Regions from separate parts of the Homo sapiens genome. Here regions 1 and 3 are each linked to region 2. A link is a loop called in an ENCODE intact Hi-C map of the cell type or tissue named here. Cell type or tissue: PC-3. All regions are shown on one strand.

Region 1 (8,000 bases), 57 kb after region 2:
TTCTCTAAGACAGGGTCACAGTCTGGCCATGGTTAGCTTTGAGGCAAGTGACAGCAAGTTCTCCAGTCACACATTTTTCTCCTAGCATCTGTGTCCTCTCATAACCCATGTTCTTACACAGAAAGCCAGTGTTTTGTCTTAAAAGGAGAGAAAAAAAGCAAACACCTACTTTATATAGTGTCAGAATGACTCCCAAACCGACTCTTGGTGTTTAGTCCTTTGTATTAATTCATGCAGATTCTGACATAGTAAAATAATGTGCTGGACAATGTTCTAGTCCCCAGGGCCTGGCACACAATAGATTCTTGGTGTGGTCCTCTCTCAGGCTTCACAGGGCCACCAAGACCGTGCATGGCTTGACACGTGTTCAGACCTTCTCCACTGGGAGTGGAAAATCAGTCGCATGGTCTAGACAGGAAAATCTGCTGGTGTAGACACATCTGGAAGATGATGCAGCCAACACCCTGCTTCCCTCGTTGTCCTGGTCCTGTGAGCTTGCTCTGTGTAGCACACGCCCTCGCCCCAGCCACATGCTGTCTGCTGCCCCTGCTGACTTTTGCTTGTAAAGAGTGTATGTTTGGAGCTCTTTAGACAGTGAGCCAGAAATGGATATATCCACCCCATAAATTTGGTAAAGAGAGGCAAATAAAGACTACCTGACATCAACATTGTGGACACTTTGGAAAAGCTCCCTTACTGGTACTTGGGTGAGCCACACACCAGCTTCATCCCTCACTCAGGTTCTGGGCTCTAAGCATGGGAGGTGCTATGGTCCAGATGTTTCTATCCCCCCAAAATTCACATGTTGAAATCTTGACCTTCAAGGTGATGGTATTAGGGTGGGGCCTTTGGGAGGCAATTAGGTCATGAGGGCTCTGCCCTCACGATAGGATTAATGCTGTTAATGATTAATTTTGTTAATGATTAATGATCGGATTAAAGCTACCCCCTAGAGCTAGCTAGCCCCTTCCACCAGTGAGGACATGGCAAGAAGGCACCATCTATGATTGCAGGAAGTGGGCCCCACCAGGCACTGAATCTGCCGGCACTTTGATCTAAACTTCCCAGCCTCCAGAACAGTGAGAAATAAATCCTATTGTTTATAAATTTCTCAGTCTATAGTATTTCATTATAGCAGCCCCAAAGGACAAAGATAGGAGACATCATTGTCTGTCAGGCACAGGAGCCCTGAGGGCCCCACAGGTAGCAGCCATGCCCAGGTCAAACTCCCAGCCTTCCCCCCACTCCCTGGACCTTCCCCACCAACCCAGTCTTCTCAAGGGACTCCCTATCCCTCCAGGGAGCCAGATTCTCCCCAAGATAAGGTAAATAACGTATAAGGATTGTTCTCATGGGACAGCTTCTTAGTAGACATCTCAGTCCTTCTCTGACTCTTCCTTGGCCTTACTTCTCCCTCACTCCATCTTCATTCTCTCACCATCTATACCAGCTGCCCACCCACTTCTGCTCAGCTGCCTCCCCACATGCACATGGGGAGTTGAAGCCAGAGAGGTAAAGGCAATACTTGGGCTGGGAGTTGGGACCCCAGGCTGCTAGCTCTGTTGCTGCCCCTGTTCCTTGTGGGGCCTGGCATTTACCTCTTCATCCATCCATCCATTCCTCCATTCATTAATTCTTTTCAGTCTCCCGGAGGTGGCAGGGAGAGTGGCAGCCAGTGAGGTCTATGAGGTTAAGGAATACAAGCAGCCTGCTCAAGGTCATCTGAAACCACAACAGCCAGACTTGCAAGCCTGAGCCATGACCCAGAAAGGGAGTGGAATGTTATCCTGGGAGGCCAGACACAGGTCCAGAGGGACTGGAGTGAATTAGACTGTAGATGCAAAACAGGCCTGAGCCCACAGACATAGGGTCCCCAGAGAGGATGGGACTAGTGCTGCCATGACCCTGCATGCTGCTGTCCTCCCAAGGTGCATCAGACCGACACATCACACACCTGGTCCATCCTGAACATGGAACTGCCCTGCCTTGCAGGAGCCCAGAGTTCAATGGCTCATTAATAGACTCTTGTTCCCCAGAGCAGATGCAAGATGACTCATATCCCAGATATCCCTTGGGAGTGCACCAGTGCACTGACGCACAGGCACCTGTTGGCCCCCTTGGTCCTTCTCCTTCCTTGGAGAAGTCCCTGATCACTGCAGAGGCCATTTGGCCATTGTTTGTACCAAGATCCCCATGTTGCTGGTGTAGAGAGCTAGTCACTTCCTGGGGGGGCCAGGAGGAAATGGATGAGCGATGAAAAGACAGAGCACTGGAATGGAGGTCAGAGCACCAGGATCCTTAAGCAGGCTCTGCCTCTAACCAGCTCACTGGGAACCACTGCCTTCTCAGGGCTTCGCTTTCCCTACCTGTGAAGTGGGCAGGGTTAGCTCCCTCCAACACATCTTCCCACCTGTCCCGACCATCTCTGGCTCTGAGTGTGTGAGCGGCAGGTATGAGCCTTGCAGGAACCAGCCCACAGAGGATGAAAATGGTTCCACTCCCTGGGCGGCCATTCAGGGCGGTTCATTCAGGGCTCCAAGTCATTCTGTTCAGTAGGCATGCAGTGTGTACGTGTGGCGGGGTGGCTGTGGGGGCTGGTTTGTTTTTGAAAGTGAATGAATTTCCTTGCTGGCTCTGAGCCAACTTGCCTCCTGTCAGATTTCAAACCCTAATCCAGGTCTGGTTCTGGTTACTGCAGGGATTGAGGGCAGGGGAGGATCTGGGAGGGGCCACACTGACGGCGTATGCTGGGGTTTCCTGGGTCCTTTGCAGTTCACCCAAGCACATTCTCCTGCTCCTGCCCACCTCTCTAGCTTCCACCCTGTAACTCTCATAACTCTCAGCCCCTTACTACTTGGGCAAGTGACTGTGCCTCAGTTTCCTTAACTGTAAAATGGGAATAATATTATCTACCTCATAGGCTTGTTTGTGAAGATTAAGAAGAGTCAACACATGTAAAGCACTTAGAATAGTCTGGCATATAGAAAACAAGAAAAGATGTAGGTGTAGCTATCATTATTACCCTGATTATGATTATTTTTATGCTGTATGCTCTAACCCAAAGGAATGTCTCCCTGCAGTCCTGATGCTTTATAAAATTCAGTGCCTCCACATTCTTCATATGCTGTTCTCCCTGCCTAAATGCCCTTCCTGGTCTGATCTGCCTAGACAATCCCATTGTCCTTCAAGATTCAGCTCAAACTGACCCATCCTCCCTGACACACTAAGTTTAAGAGTGCATCACATCCCAGTCAGGCTTCCTGCTGCACTTTGTTCCCATTTAACGTAGGTCATGCTGGCTTGTGATGTACCTCCTCCCATGTCTGTGTCCCACACTAGACCCTGAGCCATTTGAGGTTAGGAAGTACAACTGATTCATTTTTGTGTCACTAACACAAGCACAAGGCCTGAGGCAGGTGATGTGGGCAATGCATGTTTCCTTCCTTCCGTGTGTGCTGGAAAACAGGAGGGGACGTGCGCATGAGTAATCCTGATGCATGGTGACAAGTGCCATCATAAAGACACAGACAGACATAGGTGGGTGCCTGGGAGAGGGATTCATTCTGATTGAGGCTAGGGGGAAGGGGTGTAGGAAATTGAGGAAGATGAGGTAAGGCTGTGAGCCTCCAGCTAGTTGTGGAAGTGCTTCATAGGTGTAAACTGTTCTGCAGCTACCAGCAACACAGAATTCCCATCAGTTTTCTCTGTGTAATGCAAGAACATCATCATACAGTGTTGTTTATCGTCATCAGAGCTGGGTTCAGGTCTGCATCTCTAATGGGGAGTGATCTATCCACTGATCTCCAGGCTCCCCTCCCTAACCCCCATCTCTACTTCCACTCTGAGATGAAGGCCTGCTTCTCCCTTGCAGTTACAGGTGGGATGGGAGTACAAGAAATACCAGATAACATATTGATTGGTGAAATTTTAAATCTTTAGCTGCAGGTTTCCTTGCCAGGTAGGCAAAGGCAATCATTATTCAAGGTAAGAAATGGGGATCTTCAGTCCAGCTCTTGGGACGCTAGGTGTGCTCAAATTACTGTGTGGTTCCCTGATTGGATCCTGACTGATACCCAGGGGCTCCCACTTTCTTGTTGGTCTGATGGGTTAGGTCTGCAGAGAATCTCCCCCTCCACCACCCTCATACCCCTTCCATAGCACAACTGCTGGGACCCAGCCCCAGCTGCCTCCGTGGCTTCCAAATGTTCTTTGCTTTTGATTTGCCTTGATTTCCCAAACCGCATGTGATTGGGAGGGAATGTGCCATGTGTTTCTGATTCAGCTCTCCTGTGCTCAAAGGCAATGCGATTTTGAGCGCTATCTGATGGCCATTGAGCCTCAGAAATAGGTTCTTCAAGCCTTCTTTTCCTGCCTTCTCTCTGCCCTCTCCCTTGATGAAGAAGAAGTAACCCTGGCCAAGAACTGGTCAACTCCACAGCCCCAAGACTTGGCGAACCAGTCCTTACCTCCCCATGCTGAATCTCTGAACCTGGGAGACTGCAGATATCCAGAATGGAAAACAGGGTGCCCTTTGGAGAGGACACATGCCATCACAGCATCATCTTCTTTTGCGGACCACCGTGGCGCATGTTTGCTTAAATCGGTGATCACACCTGTTGTTGCTGACTGATTTGGTGGTTACAATGAGTTTACTTTCCAGCACATTGCAGACCTATTGCTGGAAATCAGAAAATATTTTTATTTGTCTTAGGTTCAACAAGTCTTGAGACTTTTCCTTTTCTTTTTCCTGCTAATCAGCAATGTCTGTCCATTTATTTAGTAAAATTTTATTGAGAACCAACCTAATATGAATGGTTTTGTATATATGTATACATGTATGTGTATGAATGGAATATGTGTAAGACAGTTCCTACCCTCAAGGTGGGAGAAATGAATACTTCAAGAGACAATTCCATGACATGGAATTCTTATGGGGGAAGCACAGGTAGAGGATGAGCATAATTCATTTGGGGGAAGGAGGGAGGGAGGAAAGAAGAAGGGGACCAATTAGGGGAATCTTCCCAGAGGCATCAAACCTTTCTCTAACTGCTGCGTGATGCTCATGGGCAGAGTCCAGAGTGAGGACCCAAGAAGGGACTGTTGGGATGAAGAGTCTCCAGTTTACCAACAAATGAATATCTCAGTTTTTACAAAAATGACTGTGGACACTTGCCCAGCTGGGGAAGATGAAGTCTACAGTTCAAAATTCCTTTATGTTTCTAGGCAGATTGCGCTTGAGTAGAGTGATGTCCCCCTAGTCTGGACCGTGCTTTAGAGCAGTGGTTCCCAACCTTTTTGGCACCAGGGACCAGTTTGGTGGAAGATAATTTTTCCACAGTCTAGGGTGAGGAGGGTGGAGGGGATGGTTTAGTGATGAAATTGTTTCACCTCAGATCATCAGGCATTAGATTCTCCTAAGGAGCATGCAGCCTAGATCCCTCACATGTGCAGTTCACAATAGGGTTCCTGCTCCTATGAGAATCTAATGAGACTGCTGATAGGACAGGAGGCGAAGCTCAGGCGGTAATGCTCGCTCACTTGCCCACTGCTCACCTCCTGCTGTGTGGCCCAGTTCCTCGCAGGCCATGGACATGTACCAGTCCATGACCCAGGATTGGGGACCCCGCTTTAGAGTCTACAGAGTCCCAACCATGACCTCATTCTCTCTTCCTTCTGTCCTTCCTTCCTCCTTTGCTGTCTTCCTTCTGTCCTTTCTTTCTTCACTGAAAAGTGTTTACCAGCCATATGTCAGATGCTAGATTAGGCTCTGGGAATAGTGATATCCAAAGTCAGCACAGGCCTTGGCTTCATAAAGCATGTAGTTCAGGAATTCATGTCATTTTAAATTGAAGAATGATCCTGTCCCTCTAGACACCAAATGCGAATGGTGCTTTGGGACTTCTGAGTTGCTCCACATTGAGGTTTTCTGTAAAATAGTTCCCTTTTCCTCATTTCACATTAGGTAGGAATTCAAGAGAAACAAACAAGGAGACGGTGTTTTTTCAGCAATCAGGTTCACCTCCTACCCCTTTCAAACAAATGGATCTCCTCTTCCTGCCCTCGAGGTAATAAAGGAAGTCCAAACTCCATTTCAGGCCTCCAAAATTGGAGCTTCCCAAGCATTTTACCCCTGATAAAGCATCGATTTCAATGATTCATCTCCAAAAGTTTTGTTATTGATTCCAGCCACATTTTGCAACACTCTGTTGGTTGCTAGTATTTTAAAATAGCACATTTCATGTTTGCTTTTTTGAGCCCATTTCTCATTGTTTCCCACGTATTTCCAGTGAATGAAGAGATTAGTGAGTGCATCATTTTTTTTTCTCATAAAGGACGAAAGTTAAACATCCTGTTCTGACTGCAGAGAAACTTTCAGGTTTCTGGAATCCATTAAAACCCCAAATGTCACAAGAAAGTTACTCTGGAGCTGCAAAAACACAATTTTACACTTCTGATGTCCATTGGGCATGTTTGCCTGTCCTTGGAAGGGATCACCATTTTCTTTCTTCACTCCCTCTGTCCTTCTCACCTTCCTTCCAGAAAAATGGAAGGAAGCCAGCGCATGTAATGCTAAGTACTTTGCAAACATTATCGTATTTAATCCTCCTAGCAGCCCCTTCTGAAGCTCAGACAAGCTGGCTAACTTGACTCAAGTCACCCACGAGGAAGCAGCACGTGCAGCCCACACTTTGTTGCATTTTTATCAGTTTCCTCCCTTCCTACCACCACCAGCTCCTAGTTTCACATCCTGATGCCACACCATTTTTTTCCCCACTTTGTAGAAAAAGATATAGATATGGAAGCCCGGATGTTGGTACAAGCTAGAAAAGAACCAACATTTTTGCCTTCCCTCTTGGCTAAAGTCCATGTTTTCTCATGTGTAAGCAGATGTGCCACTGCAAACATGACAGCCAAGAGTGATTTCAGAGCATCTGGGTCCACAATCCAGGGCAGCACTGTAAACGCAGTTGTCATTACACATTTCACTTCCTTGCAGGAGACAGGCGGGTGGCTGTGAAGTTTGTATAGCTGAGTGTAGGGCGGCCTCCTCCTACCAGCAGGTAAGGGGCAGATTGGCTGTGACAGGGCCTGAGAATGGAGGTCTAGCTGGTTGCAGCTTTGCAATCAAATCTGGGCCTTTGAAATCCATTAGTAGCTCATTTCTAGACCTTGGGGCGCCCAAGGCCTTTCAGCCTGCCTTCATTTGGGTGTTTGTTAGAAAGTCAGGGAATAACAGGCTTGGACAGGCCCAGTGGGATGGAGAGGGGTCCAAGGGGGAGCACAACCATTGGATTGCATCACAGGCACTGCCAAGTTATACATCATAGGAGGAACACAGCCAAGGGGCCTCCTCTGGCTTATCCTTCACCCTCATTCCAGCGCATGCCTTGGGAATTTTCCAGGACTCTCCTAGACTAGGAAGGGTTTGGGAAGTTTGTGCTGGTGATAGTAGGGTTGGCAAACAGGGAGCGCTGCCCTGGCTGGGCACTCAGTGGTTCAGAAGCATCAAGGAAACTGAGCCAGTGTCTTCCCTCTCACAGCATGGGAAGCAGTCAGGAGGGGCTTCCCTGTGGCCTCACAGTGACCCTCTGAAAAAGGGTAGGGTGTAGAGAAATGGTCAAGATGCCTAAAGTCAAATTATATCTCTTGAGCCTTCTCTGATCTTCCAGGAATTAAAGGCTCCCTTTTAATACAGAAATTTGCTTTTTGCTCTTGACTGTCTTAGCCAGCCCTGAACTGAGATACTGGTCCTGTGTCTGCCTCCCTGGACTATGACTTCCAAGGGACAGAGCCCCTCGGACATCGACTTTAGAGCCTGGGTCTGCTCGTTCCTGCTTGTTCCTGATGTTTTATATGCCGAGGCTGATTTCCTTCCAGACTGGGGGTTGCCAAGCACATGGACAGGGCTCACCTTCCTGCTTGCGCACAGAGCAGAATACAGTGGCAGTGCAAATGCGCTCTTTGGCCTGTGATGATGATTAACAAGAGTCAAAGTACTT
Region 2 (8,000 bases):
CAGAAAACAGGCACAGCATCACTTCTGCCTGATGTCTCAGTCAAAGTAGTTGCAGAACCCACCAAGATCTGAGGAGTGGGGACATAGACCCCCTGCCAAAGGTCTTCTCAGCACACGTGTCCAGATGGAGAAAACATAAGGTGGGGTATGGCTGCTGGTGGCGAAAAGAGAAAGATCTGGCTATACCTTCATGGGCCTGCATTAGAGGCTCTCTAAAGTTCTTCCTGCTCTAGAACAATCTAGGACTCCAAAGCTGAAGCAAGAATAATCAACTCACTTTTTTAAAAAAGAAGGAATCCTAAAGCCTGTACAGGACAAGTGGCCTATTCTACACATAATCATTCATTCGTTAGCTCATTCATTTATTCCTTCACCCATTTGTTCTGATCTCTTCTATGTGCCAGGAACTGTTTTAGGTGCTGGGGATAGAGCAGTCGATAATACAGAAAAGGTCTCAGCCCTCACAGAGCCCATATTCTGGTGAATGACACAGGATATATAAAGTAAGCAGATGCCCACATTCTGGAATGTCAGTGTCACAGATTGAAGGTGGCCACGGTTTTTACATTGCTCCCATCAGGAAGGGGTGGTCTTTGGGAGCACCAAGGGAGAATCAACAGCTGTGGGGTCGGGTCCCAGCTCGTCTCATAAGCTGCTGGTGAGACCCTGGGTCAGTCCCTTTTCCTTTCTGGGCCTCAGTCTGCCTGTCTGTAAAGGGAGGGACATGAGCATGTTCTAACCACAGAGAGCCCTGGAGGTGAAGGCCACTGGGAGGGAGAGAGGAGTTGTGTGATTCACAGGCTTGAGATGTTCTTTCTCGGGATAAGGGATCCTTGAAGAGGAGACCAGAGGATGAAGGCAAAATTAGTCTCCACCTGTTTGTTGCCAACTATAAGCCAAAGTATGTGTGTGTCTCCTGTCACACAGCCAGTTCTGAGGCTCCTGCTGTCCTTTGAAGCCTCTGCAGGGCAGTAGCAGGGAGGAGGGCAGGCAGAGCAGGCCTGGTTTACTATCGCGGACTCGTAGCTCCTCTCTCCCCACTTCCTAAGCCACCAGGGGCCTTGTTCTGCTCCAGGATGTGGCGCTGAGGAGTAGCTGGAGTCAGCCAAGAGCTCAGCGCTATCCTCAGGGATCCAGATCCAGATGCCCAGAGAAACCCCAACACCCCTCAGGAAGAGGCTGTGCACTCTGCTTTCGCCTGCCTTAATCTCTAGGGCTAAAGCTTTGTCAAAGCCAAGATTTCCCTCATAAATCACCTGGCCTCCTGGTCTTTCTCTTCTCTGGCATCTCCTATCAGACACTGAAAGGCATCTGGGAAATTGGACCCTAAACCTTGGCGCACCATGGCTCAGGATCTGCCTTTTGGCAGGGAGAAGGGGAAGGGTGTGCTGTTCCCCACAGCCTCCACTCCAGAACTGGGCACCTCCCTGGCTGGGCCTGGGGAGCCAAAGACGAGGGAGAGTTGGTCTCACAGTGTATCACAGTAGAATTGGTATGTATGTGGAGCAGGGAGGTGGGAGAAGTAGGGAGCCAGGTATGCACGTAACCACCTCTTTTCATACCAGAGCAGGGCATTGGGGGGCTGGGCAAGGGCATTTGGCTCAGGACATGGAGCTAGAGACAGTTAGATGTTTCTGACAGGCCCATTTGGCTAAAGAGGAGCTGGGCAGGGAAAGCCTGGAGGTGAAGAGGGAGATGAGGATGTTGCTGGAGTTGTCCACACCAGGTTTAGTGTGCATTGCCCATCGTTACAGCATTCCTCCAGTGCTAACCCTGCCCAGCAAATGCGCATGAGCACCCACTCTGCCAGGTCCCGAGCTGGGTTCTGAGCATGCAAAGTGAAGGCCGACCCCTGGGAGTGCAGTCTAGCCAGATGAGGGCAGTTTTGTGGATCAGAAGGCAGAGATTGGTAGGTGCTAGGACACTGGGTCCTTCAGTGGGATTTGAGAGCACAGGATGAGGGAGATGACACTTTTATGCACATCCAGCAAGTGCTGATGCAATGTCTGCCCTCTGCCAGGCTCTGAGAATGAAATGGGGAGCAAGGAAGAAGTATTCTTGCTCTGGAGCTTAACAGTTCAGAGAGAGGACTGATAAACACCCAGGCAATCACAGTCCTCTTAAGTAAAGACTATGACCAGGGGATGGCACAGAGCAGGGACTCTAAAATAGCAGGGGATTCAAGGAAACATCCAGAGGACCAGGGAGAGGCAAAGGAGGCATCTAGGACTCAAAATTTAAGGAGGCTCTCTCTCTTCAAGTCACACAAGTGCAGGGTTGGCACATGAGACTCAGGACCTCTGTAAATTCTGTGCTCCAGGTGCCTTGCTTGCCTCATCCTAGTCCCAGTTCTGCAGGAAAAATGTATGTCTAAATTAACATCTAGGCTGAGACATAAAGGCTGGGTAGGAATTAGATAGAGGGGGCTTTACGAGAAGAGTATTGCAGATAAAGGGAACAGCATGTGTAAAGGCCTTGAGGCAAGAAGCATCTGTGCCCAGAGACCTGCAAATTGTCTAATCTAGGGTCAAAATGCAAGGCTGAGAGGTAGATAGTCTTGTAAGTTATGTTAAAGCAGTTAGGGTTTTACCTGGGAGATCAATTCCAACAGGGGATCTAGTCATGAACTTTCAGAGGACATGATGTTTAGGCTGGGCCTTGAAGGATGACCAGAATCCAGACATGTGAAAATGAGGGATGTGAGCCTGAAAGAGCTCAGAGTGAGGGCCTGAGGGACCCTTCAGTCCTGCATTCATCAATCTTACTGAGCATGGGCTATGTACTAGTACACTTAGGTACCACAGTAACTGATGATGTTTGCAGATTGACTTTTTGCTAGAGGATTGGACTGGGAACTCTTCAGAATTTAAAGGATAAGTCAGTCTAGACTTTAAGAGCCTTGCTATCTCTTCCTATTCTTTCCCTTCTTCTCAGCTCAGCAACTGTGTCTGCATTGTTGGAGGCAGAAAAGCAGTCTTTTCACAGATTCTTGGGCCCAATAATCATGGGGTGTGGAGTTTAGAGGTTGTGGAGTGCAGATGAAGGCAAAGCTTGTGAACATCAAACATGAAATGCATGCAGTGCAAGGCATCTGATGCATCATCTCATTTTAATCCTCATCATTAATCCTAAAAGATAGCTATTATTATACCCATTTTACAGGTGGCAAAACCAAAGTTCAGAGAAATTAGTTAGCTTTCTTCCTAGGCCATAGGGTATGTTATGGCAGAGGCAGGATTTGAACCTAAGTAGCTCTGATTTCAGGGCCTGTGATTCTTCCTTTGCACTGCACTGCTACTTGGGCCCATGTCTACCACTTATTTACTGTGTGGCTTCCTGTAAGTGACTTATTTCTACTGGGTCTCAGCTTCTTCACTGGTAACATGAAGGGGTTACGTTCCATGGACTAGAACAATACTTCTCAAACTTTACTGTGCCCACGGATCACTTGAGGATCTTGTTAAAATACAGATTCCAATTCAGAAGTTCTAGTGTAGGGCCCAAGAGTCAGCATTTCTGACAAGCTTCCAGGGGATGCTTATGCTTCTGGTCCAAGACTGCACTTTGAATACGAAGGGCTTAACCCTCTCCAAGGGTCCCCCATCCAGAAAGATTGACTCTTGTTGGGGAGAGAAGCAGAGGTCTTGCTCAGGCGAAGATTATTCTTGCAATTCTTTTTCATTCCATTCAGTTTCTATGCAAAGATCAGGGCAAGGAGAATGTCTCCCATTTCGCAGATGAGGAATCAGAGGCTCAGAGAGGAACAGCGCTTGCAGGGTGCCTTTCCCCCTTTGACAGCTTCTTCTTGGCACACTGGAGATCAGCCTCTTTAGTAGGCACCTCCCATAATGGATGGCCCCCATATTTCCCCTAATGGGGAGGACCCTCCTGACAAACATGGAGTGTTTTTTTATGGCCTCAGTGTTTTTCTGCTGCTAGTGGCTGCTGGAGCATCTGTCTGTCCCTCACTTGCAGCCTGGTTAGACTGAGACAGGCCTGGGCTCTCTGGAGGGAGGTGCTCTGAGAAGGAGCCAGCTTCAGCCCAGAAGCCTGTCCACGTGCCTGCAGCCAGCTCCGTAGTGCTTGGCACTGGCAGGCTCACGTTCCATGGGATGGCTTTGGGCTTGTTGGCTTGGAAGGGAGAAGGCACCGGAAGAGTGGATGTTTGCAGTTGGATTTATAGGCTCTGTATTTACCATATTGTCAGGGAGACGGGGCTGCAAGACTGACTCAGCCAGAGCAGGAAGGCTGCACCCGGCACCTCTGGTGGTCTCAGCACACCCAGCCCTGGGGCCACTGTGCCAGGCCTTCACCAAGACCAGCTTAGCCTCTGTCCTCACCTTCACTCATGCAGGTCCCCCTCCCAAGAATGATCTCTTATCTTGTGCCATTCTCAATCTTAGTCCTGCTAGACCCTCCAAAGGTCTTCAAGGCAGCTTTCCCACTCACCTCCATCAATCCTTTCTTTGAACTTGGCCTGCGTCATACAATCCAGCACTTGCCTACCATAGTGCCTGTGTATAGATGTATGCTGCATGGACTTGTTTGTGGGTGGATCTTGTTTTTAACCTACTTCTTGAACCTGGGAACTAGGATGTATACTGAACCTGCATCCTTCAGCTGAATACACAGTCAGCGCTTAGCAAAGACTATAGGATGAGCTCTCTAAAGCAAGGCAGGAAGGGTGTGCTGGAGAGGAAGGGAGTAGGGCTGAGTAGTTGGCACCAGTCTGTGGTGCTGCATGCCCCAGGGAATTCCTCTTGGCCTCCTTCCTCTAAAAAATGTTTGGAAACTATGCCCTATCCTCAACCCTCCCCATTCTCTCCAACCCCTCTGTACCCACAACTATTGGGTAGTAATGCCTGCCCTTCTCAACAGGAAGAGGGCCTGCCGCCAGATCTTATCCCACAGCATGGGAGGATCTGGAGGTGGTCTAGGTGGATGCCAAGGGAGGGGTTTTAAAAGGACAGAGTGCTTGGCACAGCCAGGACCAACAGTCCTGCAAAGTGGGAGAGCCTTGGCAGATCAAGTAGGGTTGAAGCACAAGCACTCATTCCTGGAGCAAGAGCCTCTGGGATGCTTTCCTCCTCCCCAGATGCTGGGAACACCTCATCCCCAGGAGCCCCCAGGAGCCATGACTTGGCCCGGGCAGATCTACAGTGCAATAGAACGCACTATTGGAGCCGTGCTGCTGTATGTATGAGATTTTACTTCCCCAGTCTTATCCTTGGGCCTCGGTGCCTTTTCCTCTGTGACATGGTAAGAAGTTGAGAGGGCAGGGACCCAGCCTCTTCTTCTTTTTATTTTTGAGAAGGAATGATTCCTTTTTATTATTCGTAGATAACATATGATTTACCTAAAATATCAAAAACGAATTATAAGAATAAACAAGTGACTTTAGCAAAGTCACTTGATACTGTGTCCACATGTAAAAGTCAATTAGATTTCTACGTATCAAAAACAAATAGAGCATAACATTTAAATGATTATAACATTTGCATCACACTTATATGAATGACACAGGGAAAAGTTGAACAGAAGAGGTATAATTCTTCTATCCTAGAACTACAAAATGTATTGAAAGAAAATAAAGATATAAATAAAGGAAGATATATACCAGCCTCTTCTTTAATCCCTCTCCTCCTGCACCATGGCAGCTTAGACTTTTCAGACATTTCTTTCTTGTCTCTGTAAGAAAGGATAATGATACTTGTAAATGGATGTAAGAATTCAACAAAATAATGCTTGTAAACTGCTTAGCCTATGCTTGGCATGTAGTAAGTGCTCAGAGAAAGAAAAGCTCCATCTCTTGAACTCTGAGAGAAACACTTACTCCTTAGGACAAACTGTGTCCTCTGAGATCTAATTTAAACCAAACCAGAGCATGAGGCTCCAGCATCTTCAGCACTGTGTGAAATGGAGATAATAGAAACTACCTCACTGAGTAGCTTAGTGAGGATTAAATGAAAGAAAGTATATAAAACAGAACTTGCTAAGTGATTAGTTCTCAGTAAATGTTACTTGCTGTTGCTATTACACTGCAGAGATTTTTTTTCCCATTTCTTTGGAGGTCAGTTCTTGAATCTCGTGAAGTAAAATCTTAATCGGAATTATTTTCAGTATAAAATAAAAAAAATCTTCTTTCATATCCTTGTTCTTTGCTTTCTTTTTTCAATTTAATTCCTTAATACTTTTTGAATTCTTTGTTTATGAAGGATAAAAGGCTCTGAGAAGTGCTAATATGTTTTTAAAGTCTATTTTCTATAAGATCCTCATGAAACTGTGTAAGGACACCAGAGGATGGGATAGGGATGTTTTGAGGGAGAGTAACAAGAAGGACTGGAAGTCAAACTAATCAAACTGGAATCATGAGAGTTTCTATCCTACCTTAGGAGGTAGAGAAGGTGAGATCTCTGGACTGAGTTTCAAAAAGGCTTGATCAGTTTGCTGGAAATATTAAGAGAAAGATTCAGTTACTTTCTGGGCTAGGTGACTTCCCAGGAATCAAAGCCATTGGGGGTCACAGCCTAACAGTTGACCCTGGCCCCACACTGAGCCAAGCGCTGCCTCTGGTTGCAGACAGAGACTTGCCCTTTTCACAGGAGTAGGTTCTTAGTCACTAAGGGACCATGACTAAGAAAGGGTGAGGGATAGCTCCCTGCACCTTTCCCATCCCCAGGCAGGCCAGCGGGAGCACCGGTCCTCTGCCCTAGATGGCCCCAGAGGAAGTTTCTTTCACTGAGAGAAGTGACTGCAAGCAGAGTGGTGGGAAGAGGTTTTGAACTTATGTGTCCTCTGCTTGCTTACTTCCACTCCTCTTTCAGGCTAAGAGCAGGCAAAATTACTGCTTTGAAAATGCCACGTCGTTTGTCCAGCAGTCTACCCTGGGTTCTGTTGGCACCCTCCACAGCTGGGGGTCAAGTCTGAGAAGGTGGGAACTAGACAGGGGACAGAAAGGGCTGGGTGCATCTGTTCCAGCTAATAGGATCATCTTACATCATTCAGTGTTACCCAATCACTGCTCCTCTTGTTCTCAGAGAAAGCAGCCTTGGCTTGAATTCCTTAAGGGACCATGTACCGGGGTAGGAGTCCACGTTCTGAGCATCAGGTGTAGGCTGGGGAGAAGAGCTTTTCAGCCCTAAGTTGTACTTTTCATTTCACAATGCACTGCTGTACTGTGTTCTGCTTTGATCTGCCTGAGAGCCTGTTTCATTCCTCAGATGGTTCTGAAGGGGGTAAACCTTGGTCTTCTGAGTCCAGTTCCTGGAAGCAGCCAAGATGCTTGAGCCGGTAAATTTCACTGTGACTCCCTTTCCACCTGTGGGAACCTGGACAGGGACTCTGGTATGGGGGAGGCCACCCACGTATTCCGTGGCAGAGTGAAAACTTCCCCTTGAATCCTAGATGCAGACCCAAGGCTCTACAGCTGCCCCTTTGAGTGATACTGAAGGCTGAATAAAGACCGGAAACATTCTAGACCATAAATCTCAGGCCACTTTCATAAGTCGGGTTCTCCAGAGAAACAGAACTAATAGGATGTGTGTGTGTGTGTGTGTGTGTGTGTGTGTGTGTGTGTGTGTGTGTGTGTGTGTATGTGTGTATGTGTGTAGAGAGTGAGAGAGAGAGATTGATTTTATGGAATTGGCTTACAAGATTTTAAAGGTGCAGGTCCACAGTCTTCAGGGTAGACCAGCAGACTGGAGACCTAGGGAAGAGTCCAAGGTTATCTGCTGGCAGAATTCCCTCTCCCTTGAGGGAGGTCAGGCTTTTTCTCTTAAAGCCTTCAACTGATTGGATGAGGCCCACCCACGTTATAGAAGTAATCTGCTTTACTCAAAGTCTACTGATTTAAATATTCACCCCATCTAAAGAGATATCTTCACAGAAACATCTAGAATAATGTCTGACCAAATATCTGGATACCATGGCCCAGCCAAGTTGACACATAAAATTAACCATCATCCACATCTAAAGAGCCAGTTATGATGAAAAATCCCTTT
Region 3 (8,000 bases), 120 kb after region 2:
TTTCTCTCATCAGTATTGAGCACTCCCAGACTCAACTCCTCTCCTTCCATCCCTGGCCACCTGGAGGTGCCCCCTCCAATCCGGTCCTCCTTGGCTACTGCCCAGGACTAAGGAAGAGCAGAGGTCCCCATACTGCTGGAGGGCCTGTGAGACCCCCTCCCTCCTCTGCAAATTGGTAATTGCTATGTGGTCAGACCAGAGGAATTAGAGGGGCCCTCTAGGAATTTCATACTGATTTTGCAAATGAAAATGGAGACTTGCCTTTTGAAGTTTAGGCAGCTGTGTCAGCAGGGCAGGTCTGAGACAGCAGGGAAAATAAAAATGACATGCCTCGAACCAATGGAAGCAGCTGCTTAATAACAATAACAGTGATAATGGTAACCACGGCTACCGCTGACTGATCGCCTCCCGTGTAGACCATTATCCCTCCATGGGCCTCAGTCAGCTCATCTCTGATTTCTCATCCATTCCAGCCTCCACAGGTGACTTGTCTACTGTCTGAAGATCAGGTAGAGAGGGTCATGTATGCTGCTTGGGTTGAGTGCATGGTCCATGGCATGAGATTGAAGACCCTCCACTACTGAATGTCTTCCAGCCCTGACTGCTGGCTCGTCTTTAAACACACCATGCTCCTCTATATCATTCTGCAGTTAACACTTTCTTTTTCTTTCTTTCTTTGTTTTTTCTTTTGAGACAGAATCTCACTCTGTTGCCCAGGCTGCAGTATAGTGGTAAGATCATAGCTCACTGCAGCCTTGAACTCCTGGCCTCAGGCAATCCTCTCACCTTAGCCTGCTGCGTAGCTGGGACTACAGGCACGTGACAGCATATCTGGCTCTTTGTTGTTGTTTTTAGAGATGGGGTCTCCCTGTGTTTCCCAGGCCTGTCTCAAACTTCTGGCCATCCTCCTGCCTCAGCCCCGCAAAGTGCTGGGATTACAGATGTGAGCCACCATGCACAGCCTGCGGTGAACACTTTCCTTCTCAACGCTACTCATCTTTGCAGCCCAGCTGAAGCCTGTGATTCCCTCACCGACTCCCAGGCTGGGTCAGAAACCCCTCTGAGGCCCCCAACCTCTGTGTTTTATTATTAACTTACCACATTATAATTACCCGTGCCTTCCGTCATCTCCTCCATCACCTTGAAGTTGCTCAAAGCTTTATAACTGAGGATAAGTTGGTGTAGGTGATTCTCTGGGACTTTCCAGTATGTTTTATTATTTTCCTCAATGGACAGAGTGTGTTCGGTTTATGAAATCAAAGGTAGTTACTGAAGAATAGAAATAGAAGATTCACAGCAGAAGCAGAGAGAGCTCGATGCATTAAGCCTGGGCAGAGTGGAGGCCCTGGGTATGGAGCCCCATCACTGGGGAACAAGGGATGCCACTTACTGCTCTGAGCCTTGGGTTTTCAATAATGCTGTCCTCACAGGGCTCTGAAGAAAAATAAATGAGCCTCCACATGTAAAGTATTTGGAAACATAGACTGTTGAAATCATGGGATGGTAGGTGTAATGTTCTGAAATGTTGGGCTCCTGGAATAGGTCTTCCAGAGCTAGGAGGTACTCCCACACCCTCCTGTTTCAGAGGAACCCTGTGGCCCAGAGAGTGGGTCTCACAGCTGGTCTGGGTCAGAGCCCACAGCACCAGAATATGCATCTCTGAGCGCCCTTGGACTTAGCTGTACTGAAAGCTAAAATCGAAGGGATCCCTTTGCCCTCCAACAGGGCAGACCCCACATAAACTCCTTTCCTGGAGACCCCAAGCCTCTGGGCCAGCCCCAGCCAGTCCCAACCATCAGCCTCCCTACCCACCCAGCAGAATGCTAATCTCATCATGTGGGTGGCTCCGGATTTATGAGCATTTCCTGGCATGACTTGAAGGACAGAGGAGGAACACTAGGATCTTTAAGGGTGGTCTTTGGGTGGAGAAACTAAGCATTCAGAGAAAAGAAGGAAAGAAAGCTAGGGTGAGTCAGGCTTCCCGATGCCCGCCCAGGAAAGCACTGAGAGCTCAGCCAGCCCACTGCAGGGCAGATGGAGGTGTGGGCAGCACCACCAAGTCCACGGGGCAGGCGACAGCTGTACTAGAGGCCAAGTCCATGCTTCTTGGGTTGTGGCTGGGCACTGGGTGGGCGATGGGGGGGTGGTGAGGGGAAGGGAGGAGGGCAGAGCTGCCTTCATCTTCAGTTGGACCTCTCTGCTTCACCCCTGCCTCCCTAGATTCCATTATCAACACAGCTCCCCCCACGTTCTTCTGCCCAGACTCCCCGTGACTTCACATCTCAGCAGGAAGCCACAGGCCTTCAAAGACCACAGGGCTCTACAGGCCCTGCCCACCACCCACCTCACTATGACCTCTCTCCCTTGTGCTGGAAATTCTCCACTTTCCTCTCCAGATCCACTTTCTGCTCTCCCTGCCCCACCCTGTGCATGAGCTGACGCAGCATCACCTAGGCTCCCGCCTTGTCCTCCCTGGCAGGAGATGGGCAGGCAGAAGGGAAAGGGAGTTGAATATTTCTTACCTCCGCCCACCCTTCTCCTCCTTCCCTGGCGTTGCCGTGGTCCAGGCCATGCTCAGCCATAGTTGTGCTCCCTTTCAAGCCTGTGGCTGTGCCAGGTCCAGATCCCTGCTCCCTCTCTTCCCCTAAAGGTTTAGAGACAGGTAAGCTTCCCCCTGCAGCTACTCCCTGCTGCCTCACTATGGCCTGCCCACACCTTCGTGAATATTCTGACAATCACTGCTCTTCAGTCACTCTTTCAGCTGAAATTACTTCTTTGGAACTCATCTCACTGGCAGTGTGCCACCTGGTTGCTGTTGGGTCCCTGCCTAACACAGGTCCGTCGCCTCACTCCCCCTTGCTCATGCATCTCCAGCCACATTGGCTGCAAACCTATCAGGCCTGCTCTGCCTCAGGGCCTGTTCCCTCTTCTCTCAGATACCCACGTGGCTCCCTCCCTCATCTCCTTCAGACCTTTTCTCAAATGTCACCTCTCATTGCAACCTTACCTGGACATCTTATCTAAAATGGGTGGCGGGGGGGCAGGGGGTGATGGCACGAACTTGTTGTCCTAGTTTATTGGGAGGCTAAGGCAGGAGGATCACTTGAGTCCAGGAGGCTCAGGCTGCAGCAAGCAGAGATCGCACCACTGCACTCCAGCCTCGACAACAGAGCAGGGCCCCAACTCTAAAAAAATTTAAAATAATAATAATAAAATATCAACTCCCAACACACACACGTGCGCGCGCGCGCGCGCACACACACACACACACCCTATATTCCTCTTTGCCTTATTTTCTCCATAGCAACTATCACTCTCCAACATACTGGATGGTTTACTTCTTGTTTCTTTATGGTCAGCTTTCTCCTACTGGAATGAAAGCTCCTTTAGGGTGGGGATCTTTATTTGCAGTGTTCACTCCTATACCTCCAGGGCCTGGAACAGCATCTGCTACATAAGTGCTCAATAAATATTTGTTCAATGAATGTGTAAATTAGTTCTTTTCAAAGGTGAGTAAACCAAGACCCAGGGAAGGAAAATAATTCACCCAGAGGTTCGTAGTGAAGAGTCCAGTGGTGACTAGATCCCTGGTCCCTGCTCCCAGCCCAGAGCCAGTCCACAGCTCCAGGAAATCTTGTGTTTATTTGGATGCCTGCTGCTCAGTAGCCCAGTGTCCGGAGACAGGATTCAGTGCTGGAGGCCTAGGAGACTCGGAATACTGAACAGGAAGCAGGGAGGTAGTCGGCATGGCTTTGGTGCTGCCGATGGGGCAAGGAGAATAAATAAATAAATCTCAGCCAGAGCCTGGCAGCTCTAACCTTTGAAGAAATGTCCCCCAGGCCAGAGAAGGCTTCCTGTGAAGTGAGCTGTCCTCCACCCCTACCCAGTGCTGAGAGATGATTTGGGCCCAGGGTCTAGCAGGCGCAGCTCCTCCCAGCTCTGCACCATGGGAGGTACTGGCTTCTGGCAGGGAGCTGCTCAGGGTGGGGGTCCTGTGACGGGCGACTCACTTGGCTTTCCATTCACTTATTCATCCTACAAGCATTCCTCAAGCAGCTGCTATGTGTGTATTGGGCACTGCACTCTGGGAACATAGTCAAGATGAAGACAGAGGATTTGCCTGACCTCAGAGCATTCATCCTCAAGCGGGAAGGACGAGTGTTAGTAATAAAATGGGGAGTACCTGGCCTGGGAAGTGTCAGGTGCTTTGGGGGCACTTAGCAGGGGACCCTTGCAGTCCATGGCTCAGAGTTCTCCTGAGGGAAGGAGCCTCTACAGCCAGGTGCAAAGGGGAGTGTCAGCTGGTAGATGGAGAGAGGTTTCCAGACAGAGGACGTGCAGAGGAGGGGATCCTGGGCAGGGAGCAAGGTTTCGTCAGCCTGGGCAGTGAAAGCAGACTGGGGAGGCCGTGAACCAGGTGAGGTTACCTTAGCAAGGGTGACCTCTTTCTTATTCTCATATGGCAGCTCTGACAGTGCACCACAGCTAAAGTTCTAACACCCCCTCTCCTTCCCAGCTGACAGCTTAGAACCTGGGCCTCAAAGACTGGCCCCTACTTGTCTCTTCTTGTCTGTACTTCCTACCAGCTGGTTGGGTGGAGGTGGCTTGGTGGGCCAGGACCAGGGACAGCAGAAAGAACCCAGACCTGCCAGCTGGACCTGAGTTTGAATCCTAACTCGTTAGTTCTTCAATGTGGGACCTTATGCAAGTGACTTTACCCTCCTCAAGGGCTCAGTTTCCTTGTTTGTCATATGGAAATAGTCCTTATCTGAAAGAATTATGGTGTGAGATGGTTTCCTAGCATCTTTACAATGCTCCATGTAATTGGGGGCTTGCTCATTAACCCTAACTTTGTCTCCCATCACTGTCTTCCTTGTTGGCTCAGCTTCAGCCACGCTGGCCTCTGCTTCTCCTCACATATGTACAGGGCCTTTGCACCTGCTGGTTCCCCTTCCTTCATCACTCCCCATCCAATTTACTGCTTTATTTTTTTCTATAACATATTCTGTATTAGTTCTCCAGAAAAACAGAACCAATAGAATATATGTATGTGTGTATGTATCTCTGTAAATATATATATAGGTATATACATTTTATACACACACACACACACACACGTAGTGTTGGTGACATTGGTGGGTAAGTCTAAAATTTGCAGGGCAGGCCAGCGGGCTGGAAATCCAGGGAAGAGTTGATGCTGCAGTTCAAGTCCAAAAGCAGTCTGCTGGTAGAATTCCTTGTTCTTTGACAGGGTCAGATTTTTTCTAGTAAGGCCTTCAACTGAGCGGATGAAGCCCACCTACGTTATGGAGGGTAATCTGCATCTCAAAGCCTACTGATTTAAATATGAGTCTCATCTAAAAAGTACCTTCACAGAAGCATCTAAAAAAAGTTTGACCAAATATCTGGATAGCGTGGCCTAACCAAGTTGACACATAAAATTAACCATCACAAGTTCACCCCTTCTCAGTTGGGCTCCCATACACATCTTCAACCATACTGAATCTCCAAATACTGACAATAACATGGCCATAGTTCCACCTAACATGATGCTGCTATCCTGCATACACCAAAAATGCTCTGTTTCTTTCCCCAGAAGAGGATGCAAAGTCTTTGGGTGACATTTACTTTTCTTGATATCCTGTACCTTAAATATATGATGTAAAGCTAACAATACCTAAATACTATAAGTCAATATATCTTATGTTATATGATAAAGGGATGAGAGGGAAGAAAGCAAAGATATTTGAGATAGAAACACACACACAGACACACACACACACAAATATGAATAACAAAAGAGGGAGGAACTCTCATCACAATTACAGTTCTCATCTCTGTCACTGGTCACGTTATCATAGCTGGTATTGCTGACTACCTTCTTCTACTACCCATTCTGTATTCTCTTTGCTTTCAACAACAACCTCAACTGCTCATGGTTCTTAACCTGGCGGCATGACCCAAGCCTTCATTGTTGAATGGTCTGGGCCATTAGTAGTCCTGTCTGGATTGGGTTGTTGTGGTTTTCCATTGACTTTAATCTCAGGGTATGGTAATACTAAGAGATGCCCTAAAAGGTCTCCTGCATTCCAGAAACACTCTTCCTCACCTCCACTGGGGTGGCAATCTAATTTCCCCCTTGGTAGTCAGGATCAATCATTCCAGGCAGCATAGTAACCCCTTCTTTGCCTGTTGACTCAGAGGTGTGAGGAATCCATGTGGCTGGGTGGCAGTCTTCACTTCCAGTTTAATGAAGCCATTGTTGTGTGTCCAACATGCTGCATATTAGTATTTTTACTAATAATTTATGTATTCTCACTTTACCCCTCTAGCAGGTGAGCTCTGTAAGGGCAGGGATTTTTAAAGTCTGTTTTGTCCCTGGCTAACTCCCCAGCACCTAGAACAATGCCTGGTGCTCAGGAAGAATGGCTGAGTGGATTGGGGCCTTTGCAGTGATTCCCTTGGGCTTTGAGTTGGGTGAGCAGACTTGCAAGCTGAGAGCCAGGCTTGTCCCAAGGGACCCTGACTCTAAACCCTCTTCTTGACTAAGGGGGTCCTGCTGCCTTCTCAGTGCCATTGCTGGGCCATCAAGTGAACATAGGCCTTCAAGTCTACCATTCCAGCCCATCTAGGACTGTTTACAGGACTACTCTGGAACAATAAACCTGTTCCCACCCTCCTGGCGCCTGCCTCACTCCTTCCTAGTTCCTCGTTTGAAGACGTGTTTAAATTCTGGGCCTACATTCAGCAGATGCCACAAGCCATTTCATGTCCAGCCAGCGTTGGTGAGGGGAGTCCACAGAGGATGCTCTGGAGCTCCTGGTGGCTGGGCCTCCACACAGCCATCCAGGGTGAGAGAGGCAGCTCTAGCCTTCACCCGATGTTTGTTATTCCATGTCAAAGCCTTATCATAAACATTATCCTAGAGTGGGCCACCGAGGCTATGTACAAAGAAGGTTTGTTATTCTAAGGTGGCCAGGAGCAGAAGACATCTCGAGTCTGAGCAGCACCAGGCTTGGGAATTCAGGGTGAGTGAAAGAGAGGCAGGAGTCAGGGCCAGGCGCTTCATTATAAAGCCTGTGTACTTACCACCCTTGCTGTGCTGGCCAGTTGGCACATCTGCCTCTAAAATGAGCTCTGCACAGATGGAAGCCAAGTCCAATTAATCTACTAATCTCAAATCCCTGCAGAGAGGAGCTGAAAGTAAATGTTTGTGAATGAATGGATGTAGCTTCCCTCTGTCTGTTGGAAGCACCAAGGATGCTGGTGAAGGAGCACATACCGCGCTGAAGTCCTGGTTGTGAGAACCTGGTCCGGTGCCAGACGTAATTTCAAACCCCAGCCCTGTCTTTTACCAGCTGTGTGGCCTTGTGCCCATCACTCCCTTCTGCTTCTTTGGTTTCCCATCTTTGACTACGGACAACATCCCTCTTGGCTCTCTTCCAGGGAGAGCAGAGGGAGGGCCTACAGGACAGTGGTTAACTAGGAGGATACATTCCAGGCCTGGCCCAAATGCCTGATCCATCCCTCTCCAGCTTTGTCACCTTTGGCAAGGTATTTGATGTCTCTTTGCTGCAGTTTTTTTTTTTTAATTAAATGGAGCTAATAATAGAGTTACCTCAGAGTTGCTGTAAAGATTAAATAAATGAACATGAGTTTAGAAAGTTCCTGACACATAGTAAGTGCTCAATAAACATCGTAATCCTGGTAATGAATGGATGAAGACTTCTTTATAAATTGCAAAATGATGGTACGGGGCAGGAGGTGTAAGGGAAAGTGCGCATGATTCTGGATCAGCATACCTCTTCTTGCAGTGCTTCCTGAATGTCTGCTAATGGAGACATTGGGATTCAGCAGGAAACAGAGAGGCAGAGAACAGGGACAATTCAGTGAGATAAGTGTCTAAGGAAAAAGAAGGACAGGGGTCTTTGGGAGACACCAAACCCCACCGAGGTAGGGAGAATCAGGATGATAGGCTTGGGTTTCAGTCCTGGCCCCAC

Evidence for each region. Hi-C counts contacts between places; a loop is a spot of excess contacts. Peaks named below come from ENCODE experiments on the same cell type or tissue, not always from the same donor. Only the 100,000 strongest peaks of a DNase experiment are listed, where the experiment ranks them.
Region 1: a loop joins it to region 2, with 10 times the contacts of the local background. A loop is called at or near these places in 2 of 110 quality-filtered maps.
Region 3: a loop joins it to region 2, with 6 times the contacts of the local background. A loop is called at or near these places in 2 of 110 quality-filtered maps.

Annotation. Positions count from the first base shown.
Region 1 is chr1:47,866,036-47,874,035 of GRCh38, reverse strand. The region is part of intron 2 of TRABD2B (TraB domain containing 2B); the gene reads left to right. Among named protein-coding and RNA genes, the nearest start is that of TRABD2B, 130 kb to the left of the region's middle. In PC-3, no CTCF peak of the experiment used is centred here; DNase peaks (open chromatin) are centred at 2,075 and 3,365; H3K27ac peaks cover 6,151 bases.
Region 2 is chr1:47,923,508-47,931,507 of GRCh38, reverse strand. The region is part of intron 2 of TRABD2B (TraB domain containing 2B); the gene reads left to right. Among named protein-coding and RNA genes, the nearest start is that of TRABD2B, 70 kb to the left of the region's middle. RefSeq lists enhancers at 227-396, 4,629-4,798 and a silencer at 3,977-4,271. In PC-3, no CTCF peak of the experiment used is centred here; DNase peaks (open chromatin) are centred at 4,157 and 4,717; H3K27ac peaks cover 3,679 bases.
Region 3 is chr1:47,805,409-47,813,408 of GRCh38, reverse strand. All of the region lies in intron 2 of TRABD2B (TraB domain containing 2B), which reads left to right. Among named protein-coding and RNA genes, the nearest start is that of LINC01738, 120 kb to the right of the region's middle. In PC-3, no CTCF peak of the experiment used is centred here; no DNase peak of the experiment used is centred here; H3K27ac peaks cover 1,493 bases.